Regions from separate parts of the Homo sapiens genome. Here region 1 is linked to region 2. The links are chromatin loops, found by intact Hi-C in ENCODE. Cell type or tissue: heart right ventricle. All regions are shown on one strand. Region 1 holds the start of LOC105372160 (a long non-coding RNA gene). Region 2 overlaps PHLPP1 (PH domain and leucine rich repeat protein phosphatase 1).

The links. A loop is a pair of places that touch in the nucleus more often than their neighbours do. Peaks named below come from ENCODE experiments on the same cell type or tissue, not always from the same donor. Only the 100,000 strongest peaks of a DNase experiment are listed, where the experiment ranks them.
Region 1: it touches region 2 in a loop (2.0-fold over the local background); 23 of 110 quality-filtered maps call a loop at or near these places.

Annotation. Positions count from the first base shown.
Region 1 is chr18:62,770,795-62,778,794 of GRCh38, reverse strand. All of the region lies in intron 1 of PHLPP1 (PH domain and leucine rich repeat protein phosphatase 1), which reads right to left. It overlaps LOC105372160 (a long non-coding RNA gene), which reads left to right and starts at 4,940. Exons shown (of 3, transcript XR_007066397.1): 1 at 4,940-4,979. In heart right ventricle, no CTCF peak of the experiment used is centred here; no DNase peak of the experiment used is centred here.
Region 2 is chr18:62,721,532-62,729,531 of GRCh38, reverse strand. The region is part of intron 1 of PHLPP1 (PH domain and leucine rich repeat protein phosphatase 1); the gene reads right to left. Among named protein-coding and RNA genes, the nearest start is that of PHLPP1, 10 kb to the right of the region's middle. In heart right ventricle, no CTCF peak of the experiment used is centred here; no DNase peak of the experiment used is centred here; H3K27ac peaks cover 1,363 bases.

The DNA of each region.
Region 1 (8,000 bases), 49 kb before region 2:
AACAGTTACTCCACAGACTAAATTATTCTATCTCCTGGATACTTAGCCTGTATACTACCTTAGAATAGCAGTAATAGAAGTTTTACAAGGTGTTTTTTGGAGCTCTACTTTCATTTAAAAAAACCCTCTAAAGAATAAACTTAATTTGAACACACGCTTGTATTATTTCTAAAAATATGTAATCTTACACTTAAATAGCTATGTCTCTGAGCAAAACAACAGCAAGGCCCTGATGGAATAAGCACGGTATACAATAAGTCAGAGGGAGTTCAGAATAATGAATTTATTCCTACCAAAAGAATAAATAATGAATTTACTCTTACCATTCTCCTCATCACATCTTCACTGCCGGTTCAACAGAAGCTATTTCCTAATTAAACTAAAGGCTATATTTAGTCTTCCAGATTATTCTCTTTAAGTTAGCCCCTCTAAGTATAAAATGATTTTTAAAAACAACATAGCACCCAAAATTTACTGGCTGCCCAGTCTGCCCTTCAAGTCAATGATTTCCAGCGCTGTCTTTTTAACTGCCAAGGTTCCTCAACTATTCCCTCAAAAAAAGTCTCCTGTATCACAATGGTCTAGGAGGTGCTGGGAAGAATATCAAAGGTAATACATTAAAAAGAGTTCAATCTAACAAAATAATGACAATAGAATGCAGTAAATATAATAACAGAAGTTATGGCTAAGTCCTCCAAGTTAGGGATTGATTAATTCTTTACATAGAAAACTGGCTGATTCACTCTCTCCTTGTCATATGGTATGACATGGAGATTCCAACAAGTGACATCACCTAGATTTAGGCAACTCTTGGGAAATTGACAGTTATTGAGGATTTTTCAGCAGGGTAGTAACACGAATGATTGGAGTAATTTTAAAGTAATAACCTATGACATTATGGCATTATGGAAATAGATTGGAGAAGGCAGACATGATATGCAGGACACCAATGAGAAGGGTGTTTTAATGTGAGAGACAAAAACAACGAGCACTTTAACAAAAATATTCTAAAAGAGAGTCCTTACTGGTTGGGGGAAGGGGATGAGTCCTTTCTAAAACAGAAATCTATTACAAGTGATATCCAAATATAGACAGTGACGGAAAAGGTAAAGTCAAAAATGGATCACAGACTTAAAACTACAGAGCTTCTAGAAGAAAACTCAAGAAAAATCTTTGTGACTTTACAGTAGGCAAAAAACACCTCACAAATTAGGCTTTAAAAAAATTTTAACTTCTGCTTTTCAAAACAACACCCTTTAGATAATATGTAAGAAATATATAATAAAATATATAATATAAATAAGAATATAAGAAACCACAGAATAGGATAAAATATTTTTCAATACATACATATACCTAACAAGGACTAATATCCAGCATATAAAAAGAACTTTCACAACTCAATAACAACCCAATAAGAAAAATGGGCAAAAGATCTAAACTCACATCTCATAAATGAAGATATCTGAATGGCACATGGAAAGATGCTCAAAATCATTCACCATCAAAGAAATGCAAATTTAAGCTACAATAAGATACCACTACAAGCTCATTAGAATGGCTCAAATTTAAAAGATTAACACCAAATACTGCAGAGAATGTAGAGCATTTGGAACTTTCAAACACTGCTAGTGAAAATGCAAAATGGTATAAACACTTTGGAAAATGGTTTGGCAGTTTCCTTTAAAATTAAACGAACATCTACCATTGGGTTGCTAAATATTTACCCCCCAAAAATGAAAACATGTTCACAGAAACTCTTGTAACACCAATGTTCATAACACATTGTTCATATTAGCCAAAAACTAGAAATAGCCCAAGTGTCCATCAATAGGAGAATGACTAAACAAACTGTCATGTATTCATACAATACAATACCAGTCAGCAGGCTGGGCATGGTGGCTCACGCCTGTAATCCCAACACTTTGGGAGGCGGAGGCAGGTGGATCACAAGGTCAGGATATTGAGACCATCCCGGCCAACATGGTGAAACCCCGTCTCTACTAAAAATACAAAAATTAGCCGGGTGTGGTGGCGGGTACCTGTAATCCCAGCTACTTGGGAGGCTGAGGCAGGAGAATCACTTGAACCCAGGAGGCAGAGGTTGCAATGAGCTGAGATCACACCACTGCACTTCAGCCTGGGCCACAGAGTGAGACTCCGTCCCAGAAAAAAAAAAAAAAAACACTCAGCAATAAAAAGGAATGAACTACTGAATACAACATGGGTGAATCTCAAAGTCATTCTACTGAGTACAAGTGAGCAGATGCAAAAAGAGTAAGTGATGGCTCAATTTTGTATGTCAACTTGGCTAAGATACAGTAGGTGTTGCTGTGAAAATATTTTATAAATGTGATTAACTACACTCAGTTGACTTTAAGTAGACTTCCCTCTATAATGTGGGTGGGCCTAATCTAATCAGTCGACGGCAATAAGAACAAAAAACAGATTTCCCAGAGGAAGAGGAATTCTGACTCAATACACTAACATAGAAATCCTGTCTACATTTCCAGCCTGCCCTACAGATTTTAGACTCAAAATTACAACATCAATTCCTGTCTGAGTTTCCAGCTTGCTGGCCAGCCCTACAAACTTCAAACTCAAGACTGTAGCACAGAATCTTAACATGAGTTTCCAGCCTGTCAGCTTGCCCTAAAACTGTTGGACTTACCAGTTCCCATAAGCAAGCCAATTCCTTAAAATAAACTTCTTTATATATATATTTTTTTAAATCTCTTTATAGATATATATCTATGCCTATGTATAGACATAGATAGGCTATCTTATTGGTTCTCTTTTTCTGGAGAACCCTAATACAACATTTTGTATTTATATGAAATTTATATAAATTATGCAATTTATACAAAATTATAGAAATGCAAACGAATCTCTAGTGACTAAAGGTAGATAATGAACTTGGTTCCCTAGGTCAAGGGTAGATAGAGGATAAACATTGCAAAGTGGCATGAGAAAACTTCTGGGGATGACGGAAATCTTTTATATCTTGACTGTGGTGGTGGTTTCACAGGTGGATATAGGTCAAAACTGATCTAATTATATACTTCAAATGACAGTTTACTGTATATAAATTATACCTCAATAAATTATAGCTAAAAGTGGACAACTAGGTGAATGATAGTGTCATTAGTCGAGATAAAAAATACATGAAGAATACGTGCTGAAGTGGATTTACCTTTAGTCACACTCAACTGTGGTTCTACTGGGACATTGTGGTAATGCCAAGAAAGCCAATGAATATATGAGTTTAGACCTGAAAAGATAAATGTGAGCTGAATGCAACTTTGGGAGTTGTCTGCACAAAAGTAATAAGAATGGCTAGGGACAGATTTGATGAGAACAAGATAGCAAGTAAAGAAAAGGAATGTCTTATTAGTGGGCTGGGCGCGGTGGCTCACGCCTGAATCCCAGCACTTCAGGAGGCCGAGGCGGGTGGATCACCTGAGGTCATGAGTTCAAGACCAAGCTGGTCAACATGTTAAAAACCCTGTCTCTACTAAAAATACAAAAAATTAGCCGGGCGTGGTGGTAGGCGCCTATAATCCCAGCTACTCAGGAGGCTGAGGCAGTAGAATTGCTTGAACCCGGGAGGCAGAGGCTGCAGTGAGCTGAGATGGCGCCACTGCACTCCAGCCTGGATGACAGAATGAGATTCCGTCTCCAAGAAAAAAAAGAATGCTTTATTAGTGTCCCACAGATTCTGCTATTGGGTCTTTTGTGACCTGAGGAATGTAGTTTCAATAGAGTAGTAGGGTTGGAAGGTGGACTGAAATCAGTTTTAGAAATAAAAGGAAATTCTTTTAAAGTGACCATGGTGATTATGGGTTATTTTTTTTAAGACATTAGCTATAAAAGCAAGAGAAAAGGAGGTTGATAAATAGGAATGAGAACTAAGAAGGGTTTTATTTTTTGCTTTTTTTTTTTAGAGGTATTTTTGTTTGTTCCCATTTCATGTGCTATTCATTTGAGCTGAAATATTAGTTTTGTTTGTACACAGAAAACATTTGAACACTTTTATAGCCAGAAAGAATGAGCCCACAATGTTGGCAGGTTGACACCACAAAAGGAAAGGATAAGGTTTCTAAACGAAAGTCAAGAACACAGATGAAATTGTTACCTTAAATAATCATCTCAATGGGTTCTACAAATTCTTAAGACAGCTTTCAAATTTACTGCAATTTTAAGTGTGTATATAATGCCTCTTTTAAAAGAAGGGATGGGAATCATTATGATATTAGCTCAGTCAAGGGCAAAGGAAGACTTACTAAATGACCTCTATGTCAAAACCTTTCACAGTTATCATCACATTTAGACATCACAACTTTGCAATCCATTTGTAGAAGAAAAACGAAAGGCTCAGAGAGGTCAAGTGACCTTCCCAAGGTCAAAAACCCAATTGGCAGCTGACAAAGGCTCAAAATGAAGCTGATCTGACTTCAGTCTCCTTGCACTTCCCCATGCCATGCTACGTGTCTAACAATCTGGAAGTATCACAGAGGAGCAAAAATAGCTGAATTCAGCTGCAGTGAACAGTATCAGGAAAGAAGAGAAAAAAACTGTCCGGGACCACATATTATACCTGGCCTTAAATCTATCCAAGCTAACCAGATTTTGGACAACAGACCAATGAAGGAGCCAATGAATCAGTACATATATCACAAGAAGGCTGCTACACAGACTGAATGTTTGTGCCCCCACCCACAAAAAAACATGTATTAAAATACTAACCCCTAATGTGACGGTGTTAGAAGTGAGACCTTTGGGTGGTGATGATGTTGTGAGGGCAAAGCACTCATGAATGAGATTAGTGACCTCATAAAAGCAGCCCCAGAGAGCTGCCTTGCCTTTCCTGCCAGGTGAGTACACAGTGAGAAGATGGCCAACTATAAGCCAGGAAACAGGCCTCCATCAACAAGGAATCTGCCGGCAACTTGATCTTGGACTTCCCAGCCTCCAGGATTGTGAGAAATCAATTATGTTGTTTATAAAACCACACATTCTATGATATTTTATAATGGCAGCCTAAACGAACTAAGACAGGGTTGTGTCATTTTCTACCAAATTCACAGCAACATCAGCAATGGCTTTTCAAATTTCAGTTATTTGAGCTTCCTCAACATTTAGGGTGGAGATACACTACATTTTGGTTAACAACAAACAAACAGAACCCATCCCCCTCACCCCAAAAATAATTTTATTTAGGAAATTAACCTCCCTAAAAATCTGGCATGTTTTGGAGGCAAAGAAGTATGAATAAAGAAAACACACAAACGAACAACAAGGAAACTTTCCATGTAGCCAAAGTTCTCACAACACCCATCTCTGAAATGCACTACTTTATCTCAGGGAGACAAGTAAGGTAAACTATATCAAGGCCATAGGGAAGCTCCAAAAAAAATCATGAAGTACAAAGTTCAAACAACATTACAGGTTTTGAAGGGCTTTGACAACGTTCCACCTTCTACCTATGGAGACTTGTAGCTAACACAAATGTCCCATTATACTGCTTGATGTTTTCCAGCAGCTAAAACCTGTGAAACATGTTAAAAAGAAAAAAATTAAGTGGGGTGGGGATCTTAGAGTAGATCCAATTCAGCAGTACCACAGAAACTAAAGTTTAAATAAGGAGACTCTCAAAACTCCAGCAGCCTAGGGTTCCCAGCATGACAAAATCCAAGCCTTTTTCATTCCTGTTGCTTCCCACATTCATCTCTTCCCTTTGGCTTCCAAGAACATCACATACTGCTTACAACCTTGACTGGGCCTCAGCATACCATAAAGGTCCATTGTACTCAATTTTAGAGTTTTTTTTGGGGGGGTGGGAGAGGAATTCTTTTTTGAGCAGTTCTAACTATATATAAGGATTGTATTTTGTTACTTGTTTTTTTCTTGGACACCTTCCAAAGAACAAAAAGAAAGAGAAAATCTTTTTTTTTTTTTTTTTTTGAGAAAGAGTCTTGCTTAGTAGCCCAGGCTGGAGTGCAGTGGCACAATCTCAGCTCACTGTAACCTCCACCTGCCAGGTTCAAGCCATTCTCATCCCTCAGCCCCCCAAGTAGCTGGTACTACAGGCATGTGCCACTACGCCCAGCTAATTTTTTTATTTTTAGTAAAAATGGGGGTCTCACCATGTTGGCCAGGCTGGCCTTGAACTCCTGACCTCATGCGATCCACCCACATCGGCCTCCCCAAGTACTGAGATTACAGGCATGAGCCAGCATGCCCAATTTAAATTTAATTATTTTTTAAAAACAATAAAATTCACTATCTTTCAAGCCAGATGGGTCTACTGGAGCATTTCATCAACCCAAGATATGTTATGGGATCCTAGTGATCTCGCTTTTCCTGTATCTTAAAACACTTTATTTCATCACCCTAAGAATTATTTCACTATTACACATCAATTATTGCCAATTATGCTTAAAAAAAATAAAGAAAACAGAACAGAAAAATGGAATCCTATTTTCCATGATACGATATAATGATGAAATAAATTATTACTATTATATTATCATCCTTTAGTTTTCTTATTGCATTACCCACAACATTACATAACCTTCCAGAAGAGTTTCAGACTAAACATACTAACTTTATAGTCTGCTTTTAGCTTTCACTGAACACAGTTGAGAATTCAGAATTTTTCATTTTCTGCCCACAATGGCAAAGAGAAGTGACAAATGGAGACACAGCACAGTTACGTCAGAAGATGAATGCAAAGAGACAGATGACAGCACTCTAGCATCAGATTCTGATGAAAGGAGAAGAAGACAGAAGAAAGAAGAAGAAGAAACTGATCATACAGGCTGAATGTCCCTAATACAGAAATCTGAAGTGCTCCCAAATCTGAAACTTTTTGAGTGCCAATAAGATGCCAGAAGCAGGCAATGGACATTGTTAACACTGCAGAAGAAGTGCTTATTGATGACTGGTGAAAATGGCTGATGGGCTTACTGAAGGCCTAGAGTAGTGTGCATTCTTAACAGAAGAAGGTATCAATCATATCAATTTTTAAAATCAAAGAGAGATGTCTAAGATCAAAACCAGTGTTAACGACGCAGATGACTCTAGAGGAAACATTTTTAGAAGCCAACCAGCAGAAAGCCTCCTCATAACTAGAGGACCCACTTCCTGGTCCCTCAACTGCTTCTGATGTTTCTTCTCTCCTAAAAAAGCTCAGTGTGCACTAACCTTTTAATCAAAACACAACATCATCAGTGTACGGATGGGTGAATTTTTAAACAAAAACACAGCATTATAGGTGGAGACTAAAAACCTGCCATTGTTCATTGGGGCTGTTGTTTAACAGATGGTACAGGTAATTCTGTTGATGCTTTTCTGCTTACAGGCTTAGTTACCATGAACACATTATTTTTTCACTGTATTAATGGTATGTCATATTTCTCACTGTTAAGAACTCATGTGTGAATAAGTATAAGAAAATGATTGCTTAATGGTAGCATATACATTCAAAGTCAGGAACAATGGTGATGCCAAACCACCTCAGATGATCCACATGGATGGCTGAGATAGTGACAACTTTGCTTTCTTTTTTTTTTTTTTTTTTTGAGACAGTCTCACTCTGTCGCCCAGGCTGGAGGGCAATGGCGCAATCTCGGCTCACTGCAACCTCCACCTCCCGGGTTCAAGCGATTTTCCTGCCTCAGCCTCCCAAGTAGCTGGGATTACAGGTGTGCGCCACCATGCCCAGTTCATTTTTGTATTTTTAGTATAGATAGGTTTACACCATGTTGGCTGGTCTCAAACTCCTGACCTCAGGTGATCCACCCACCTCGGCCTCCCAAAGTGTTGGGATTACAGGCGTGAGCCACCGCGCCCAGACCATCTTTGCTTTCTAAAGGTTCAATGTATATACCATCTTTGTTTCATGCACAAAATTATTTTAAAATATTATATAAAATTACCTTCAGACTATGTGTATAAGGTGTATAGGAAACATAAATGAACTTTGTGTTCAGACTTGG
Region 2 (8,000 bases):
GGCTAATTTTTTGTATTTTTAGTAGGGACAGGGTCTCGAACTCCTGACCTCAAGTGATCTGCCCGCTTCAGCCTCCCAAAGTGCTGGGATTACAGGCATGAGCCACCACGCCCAGCTTCATTTAGTATTTTACAGCAATGGGTCCGGAGATTTTCTCCTTAAGTGTTCATGTATTAAAAAGCCTATAGTCAACTACAGCAAAGGTGATTTGGAACTTCTGCAACACAACTAAAAGCCTACAGAAGAGAAACCTAGTTGTCCAACACACAGAATCTTATAAAGCCACCAAACCCAACAGCAGTACCATTTGTGTCTTGCAGTCATTTATATAATAACTAAGAATTGGTCAATAGACCATGAAAGCCCGTTTGCCAAAGATGGCAGATGTTCTAATTTGACTTTTCTATATTTGGAATGTGTTCCTTTTCCCTCCCCCATTCCCACTAAAAAAAACACTTCATTTTTTCTGGGAATTAACTGACTCAACAGCACTAACGTACCATGGGTACGATTAGAACACTGGTCGCAGGATCACAGAGTTCTATCTCAAGTTAGAGCTATTTCAAATTATTATTCCTGTAATCAAGAACTGTCATCAGTTCAAGACAACACATGGAACCCCCTTCTCAGGCTAGCCAAAAAAAAAACTCAAGGCACCACTGGCAGAGTCTACTAATTTCAATAGGCATGTTAGCCTTCCTTTTTTAAAATTAAAAGATAAACCAGGCCAGGCGCAGTGGCTCATGCCTGTAATCCCAGCACTTTGGGAGGCCGAGGCGGGCAGATCACGAAGTCAGGAGTTTGAGACCAGCCTGGCTAACATGGTGAAACACCGTCTCTACTGAAAATACAAAAAGTACCCAGGTGTAGTGGTGTGTACCTGTAATCCCAGCTACATGGGAGGCTGAGGCAAGACAGGAGAATCACTTGAACCTGGGAGGCAGAGGTTGCAGTGAACCAAGATCGCGCCACTGCACTCCTGCCTGGGTGGCAGAGTGAGACACTGTCTCAAAAAAAAAAAAAAAAAGATAAAGATAAGCCATATGTGCTTCACAATGACCTTTAAGGGGTAGCCCCCAGAATTTCTCCAGAAGGTGAAAAAAGTTCAGTGAATCTGAACAGTATAAACAGCTGAGACTGCTGCCTAATGCAAAATAAATTAGTCAAAGAGCTCAAATTCAGAAAACAGAAATCAATGCTTTATGTCACTTCTTTAAAAAAAATATTTTTTTTTTTTTTGAGTCAGTCTCACTCCATTGCCCAGGCTGGAGTGCAGTGGCACCATCTCGGCTCACTACAATTTCTGCCTCCTGGACTCAAGTGATTCTTCTGCCTCAGCCTCCCGAGTAGCTGGGATTACAGGGATGCACCACCACGTCCAGCTAATTTTTGTATTTTTAGTAGAGACGAGGTTTCACCATGTTGGCCAGGCTGGTCTCAAGCTCCTGACATCAGGTGATCTGCCCGCCCGCCTGCCTCAGCCTCCCAAAGTGCTAGGATTACACGCGTGAGCCACCGCACCTGGCCTAAAAAATTATCTCTAATACGTAAAGGGTGAAAAATACACATAGAAGCAATATTTTATATTCCAGCCCCCCTCCCCTTCCCATCCAAGCCACTTAGAGATGATACAGAATCCACAGGAAAGGAGTATCCTGATAAGTCCATATCCAGAAGCACATAAGCTGCCATCCTAAAAGTGACGATGGCGTGGGAAATTGGGGCATCAAAAAGAAATGCAGTGGTAAGGCTAAAGAGCCTTCCCTTTCTCCCTACTGTCCCTCAACAAACCCTAATACCTACCCTAAACTTACATTACTCCATATTGTAGATTTTAATCCCCAGCCTGCCAGTTAAAACAGACAAGCAAAAATGGCATAAACTCTGGAGAAAAGTGCTTTTTTTTTTTTTTTTTTGAGACAGGGTCTCGCTCTGTCACCCAAGCTGGAGTGCAGTGGCATGACCATGGCTCACAGCAGCCTCGAACTCCTGGACTCAAGAATATCTTCCCACCTCAGCTTCCCAAGTAGCTAGGACTACAAGCATGCTACCATGCCCATCTAATTTTTTTTATTATTATTATTTTGTAGAGAATGGGTCTCACTATGTTGCCAAGGCTGGTCTCGAACTCCTCAGCACAAATGATTCTCCTGCCTTGGCCTCCCAAAGTGTGGGAAATACAGGCATGTGCCACATACCTGCCAAAAGGGGCATTTTAAATCAGTGAAGAAAGAACACAGTTATTCAATTAAAATGTGCGAACAATTTGTTATTTTTCCTCCTTCCCTTTTTTTTTTTTTTTTTGAGACAGAGTATCACTCTGTCACCCAGGCTGGAGTGCAATGGCTTGATCTCGGCTCACTGCAACCTTCACCTCCCAGGTTCAAGTGATTCTTCTGACTCAGCCTCCCGAGTAGCTGGGATTACAGGTGCCTGCCACCATGCCCAGCTAATTTTTGTATTTTTAGTAGAGATGGGGTTTCACCATGTTGGTCAGGTTGGTCTTGAATTCCTGGCCTCAGGTGATCCACCTACCTCGGCCTCCCAAAGTGCTGGGATTACAGGTGTGAGCCACCGCACCCGGCCTCTCCTTCCTATCTTAAATGATGATACATCAAATTTTTATGCATAGAAAACTATAAAATACTGGCCGGGCATGGTGGGTCACGCCTGTAATCCCAGAACTTTGGGAGGCCAAGGCAGATGGATCACCTGAGCTCAGGAGTTCAAGACCAGCATGGCCAACATGGCAAAACCCCATCTCTACTAAAAATACAAAAGTTAGCTGAGCGTGGTGGCAGGCGCCTGTAATCCCAGCTACTCAGGAGGCTGAGGCAGGAGAATCGCATGAACCCGGGAGGCAGAGGTTGTAGTGAGCCGAGATCACACCACTGCACTCCAGCCTGGGTGACAGAGCAAGACTCCATAAAAAAAAAAAAAAAAAAAAAGAACAGAACAGAACAGAAAAGGAAAGAAAAGAAAAGAAAATGATAAAATACTACAAGTACTAGAAAATTTTTAAAATCCTGGAGTAGAAGAGATATTCCTAAGCATGACACAGACCCTGAAAACCTAGAGGAAAAGACTGATATAAAAGTGAACAGATAAAGAAAATATAAGTGACTTAGTAAACAAAACTAGCTTCTCTATGTAACTCCCAAAGAAATTAGTAAGAAAAAAGCAAACATCCAACCCCCCCAAAAAAAAAAAGCAGGCAAGGGATATGAACAAGTCACAATGAGTTACCAATTAATGTTCAACAAAATTAACTGCAAATTTTTTTAAATTGAGATTTTTTTCCCCAGGATCAGTTACCCTACTCACCCCCTCCCATCCATAAATACAACTACTACCTCTCATCATATCCTACCTCCACACTCAATGGAGAACATGCGTGTGTGTGTGTGTGTGTGTATATACACATACATATATATAGTGTGTGTGTGCATAAGGAAGAATAAGTTTGCCAACTATAGCAGTGTTTATACACGAGAGTTCCTTGTTACTTAAAACTGAATGTCAGCTGCACCCCAGCCATACCACCTCTCTAAGAGACCATCAAGAGAAATTTTTCCTCTGCTTCCGCATCTGGGATACTCAATATGACAGATGCAATATATTTTTACCCTTGTGTACTTACGCATTTTTTTAAAAGTTCCTTTACTCATTTAAAATTGAACAGTAATCTTTGGGGAATTAATTGACTTAGTAGGCTAACTCTCATAGAAAGGAAGCTAAAGCTTTTGCTTAAGATAAATAATTAAATTAAAATGAAATCTAGCATAAAAGGAAATCTGTCATACCCTAAAATTAGCTGGAAATATTTGTTTCCACAGTTCACAAACTATCTTTTTGCTAATGAGAGCAGGATATTTCTTTCTCTCTCTCTCTCTCTTTTTTTAAGAGACAGAAAGAGAGAGAGAAAGTATTCAAAGCAATGGCATATTTCTGATAAAGACTTCCAAATCAGCACACAACAAAAGCCCAAAGATACTGAACAAGTTGTTTCAATTATGTCACAGAAAGGTAGAACTGCGTACATGTACCTGAAAAATAAGCTAAGTTGCAATTAATTTTGACACATCTTTTTAAAAATAATTCAAAGAAGATAATGTTGAATCTTTTTAATACATACATATTTATTTTTTTATTTATTATTTTTTTTTTTTTTTGAGACTGAGTTTTGCTCTGCCACCCAGACGGGAATGCAGTGGTGCAATGTTGGCTCACTGCAACCTCTGCCTCCCGGGTTCAAGCGATTCTCCTGCCCCAGCCTCTGGAGTAGCTGGAATTACAGGCGTGCGCCACTAGGCCCAGCTAATTTTTTGTATTTTTAGTAGAGACAGGGTTTCACCATGTTAGCCAGGCTGGTCTCGAACTCCTGACCTCAGGTGATCTGCCCGACTCAGCCTCCCAAAGTGCTGGGATTACAGGTGTGAGCCACCGCACACAGCCAACACACACATATTTAAAGGGAAATTTTTTTCAAAATTCATGCTTAAATTTTTCTCCCAAATTATTTTTTTAATTCAATGATTTTTTTCTAACACTTTTATTCTTTTAACAATTTCACCTTCAAAGTACTGAATGAACTAAGAACATTGATTTTCTAACACTGTACCTCTTCTCTGCCAACTGTCAATAGTTCTATCATGCATCCCACAAAGGTAACATCACTGATGAAATCTAATTTCTCTCTCTGCAATTAAAATACCCACCTGTTCCATCAGAAGTTCCTTTCTTACAATCTGTCAAAGTGATATGCAACCCCTCAAAAGCACTGATTAGAATGAAAAGAACTAGGAAAAAACCTTGAATAGAGAAACGACTAACTGTGTAAAGCACACAATTTCTTTAACTTTCATTTTTAATAGTATTAATATAAAGAACCACCAAAGACAGTAAGTATTACACATTCACAGTGTGGGAAAAAAAGAACACTGGACAGATCATCAAAATCCTAGGTGGTGGTCCTAACTCTGTAACTGACTTAACCAATGATTCTGGACCAGATTCTTTACCTCACAGGTTTACTTTTCTCATCTATAAAAATACAGATGTTGGACTAAATTATCTCTACAACATCCTAAATTCTATTACCTGTCCAAAGTAACAGTGCAAAAAATCCATTTTCTTAAAATGTTTTTTCTCCTACTGACTCTAAGCACCGGTAGGCAAGCACACAGCTCACCATAAATAAAGCTAACTAGCCAGCAAATTTTACACATTTGTATCCCTCTAATACAGTTATTAGAGTAAACTTGATGAACTAGACTATGAAGGCATCTTGCTAAGTTAATTTAAGAATTTCACTTTAACTTAAAAGAGGATGTACTTTATACTCATCTCTGGCATGCTGAATTTTACTTCAGGAGTAGGAATGACAGGGAACGGGGTAATCAAACATCGATTCTTGTCCTAATCTACACCAAAGAGGAGGTCTGCTTTGTTTGGTTGGCAACCTCCAGCTGACTTGTGTACATTAGGTCCAAGTCCATAAGAAAAGGCAGGGGATTTGACAGTTTTAAGCCCATAGCCATGTCTTACAGAACTTAAAACAACTACAACTTTCAAAGCCCTTCAAAAAAAACAGGCTCTCTAATGAAGCCTCAGAATGTTACGAGTTGGAAGAGATCTTGGACTCGCTCTACTCCAACCCCATCGTCTTACAAATGAGGAAATCAAAGCCCAGGGTAGGTTAAAATGAATGCCCAAAGTCATGCCAAGTTTCCCAACTCTCAGACTACTTTCTCTAAAAAGCAGTACATTTTCTCTCACAGTGTGAGATAAAAGGAAAAAATTGTTTCCCAAAGTTCTGTTTTTGAAGAGGAGAGTGACTTTGACCCAACCCCCACCCCCAACACACCAGCCAAGCTCTTGCTGTATTTAAAAACATGCCTGGTATTTGAAAAGAAAGCCCAAACACTCTAACACATTATTAACTGAGGCAGGTATATGAAAAGATTCATTCTCCACCTGCTCTTCCTCAGATGTCTGATTCAGAAGAAATAGAGAGCAACAAATACAAATCTCTTCCTGCTTAAACAGAATGTGAGAAAAACCCTTTAAAAAAATTACAACCAATTCAAATTCTCTCTAACTTCACTTTCTAATTAGATTTCACTCATTATTGAAATGGTCCAAAACCAAATATTTCAAATTTCATCAGTCTTCAACTGAATGCTTTCACAAACTAGAAGCAAGGCTAATTTACTTTTAGCCAAGCTCCAGTTAGAAAAAAATATGCCAAAATTCTGGATGTTTTTTGCTTGTGTTTTTCTAAAGTATTGATATCTCCAAAATCATACAATATGTGCAACCTCCAAACAAAGTATTTTATGGAGTTTTCATTATTAACTTCTAGGTCACAAACTCAGAGGCCACTAGGCTTACACCTCCACAAGACACTTTATTGTTAAACACACTTTACGATGTATAAAAATCTCAAATGTAAAAAATACAACAGGGAAAAAAATTACTTCAGTATGCATGTGGCATTACAAAATGGTTATGCCTTGTTTCACCTAACATACCAAAAAGTATATGAGGCCAAGTCATGGTAACACAACAAAACCATTCCAACTCTAAAGTCAAAGAATAACAACACTTCATTAATCCAGTAACTGTTATTATGCTTGATAAAAAGCATAATATCACACATCTTCAAAGAGTTGCTATTTCACAGTTACCTAAATATACTAACATCTTTTAATCAAAGTATCATTAAAGTCTATTCTTCCTAAGTACTTGAGTTTCAATTTATCATAAGTTTCTGGAGTTGAAGTTTCATACAAATCCAGTCAGTCATACAGCCTTAGGTTATAAATATCTAATATATCTAATGAATTCATATGGTGGATTTTGTTTAATTATATTATCTTTAGAAAGCCAAAGGTAAGTATAAAAAAGGGTTTGCCGTAGAATCACAGTGACGTCAGGCCAGATTCAAAACCCCTCATTACCAGTGTTCCACCAGATGCATGTGATTAAAGGGATGGAATGGGTTTAGAAGGTGGAACTTTAAAGAAAAAAAAAGACTTCATTTTCCCAGGCTGTTTTAGACATTTTGATAACATCTCTTTCTCTTTTTCAAAATGTCAGGCGTCTTTAAAGGAATCGTTTTTCTATTGAGCGGCTTCAGGATCTCTGGACTTTCACAGTACAATCAAACCCTTCTCCAGTCCAGATAGACTGAATTATGTTAAACCCTGGCACATAACAAAATCATTAAATCTAAGATGCCTCATTTGACAGATGTCTCATTAAATTCACTGCAAAATTAAGTACGAGATGCCTTTGAAAAGTTGGGAGAAACCTGTTAACTCTAAGAAAACTTTCAGAGAGAGCTATTCTCTCAAAATCCAGAGTTCACTCACGTGAAATAGAAGATATTAATAGTATGTAGCACATCTAAAATCTCCTGCCATGGGAGAAATGCCGCTGTGTGTATGTGTGTTTAACACATCCCTGGGGACCCAAACAGGATGGAAGCTGAAAAATCAGGGCACACACCACCAGCTGCTTAACAAAATTCCACAAATTAAATTCAACAAATGTTAAACTAAAATGCCAAGGACTATACTAGGCTTAGATCACATACAATGTCAGTGAATGTTATGTTACCAGTAAATGAAAAGCTAATTTCAGGATTCTAAGAAGAGAATGAGAAACAACAAAAACATTTTACACTTAAAAAATAACTTATCTTTGTATATATCAATCATTTAAGGTGGGTGATTTGATAATCTTATAGCAACCAAAAGATAAAACTTTCAACCTAAAACTTTACACAAATTCATTTACACTCATCTCCTGCCCCTACAATTACTTCAATGAGTACAAAAGACACACGAATTTAGGAATAACTATGAAATTCAAGGAGAAGAACTTACTATCTCTAGCACTATATAACATGAATTATAAAAATTATACAAGAGCACAATAACATCAAGAAAGCATCATTAAAAGACAACTCGATTTTTTAATAATAAGTTTAAGCA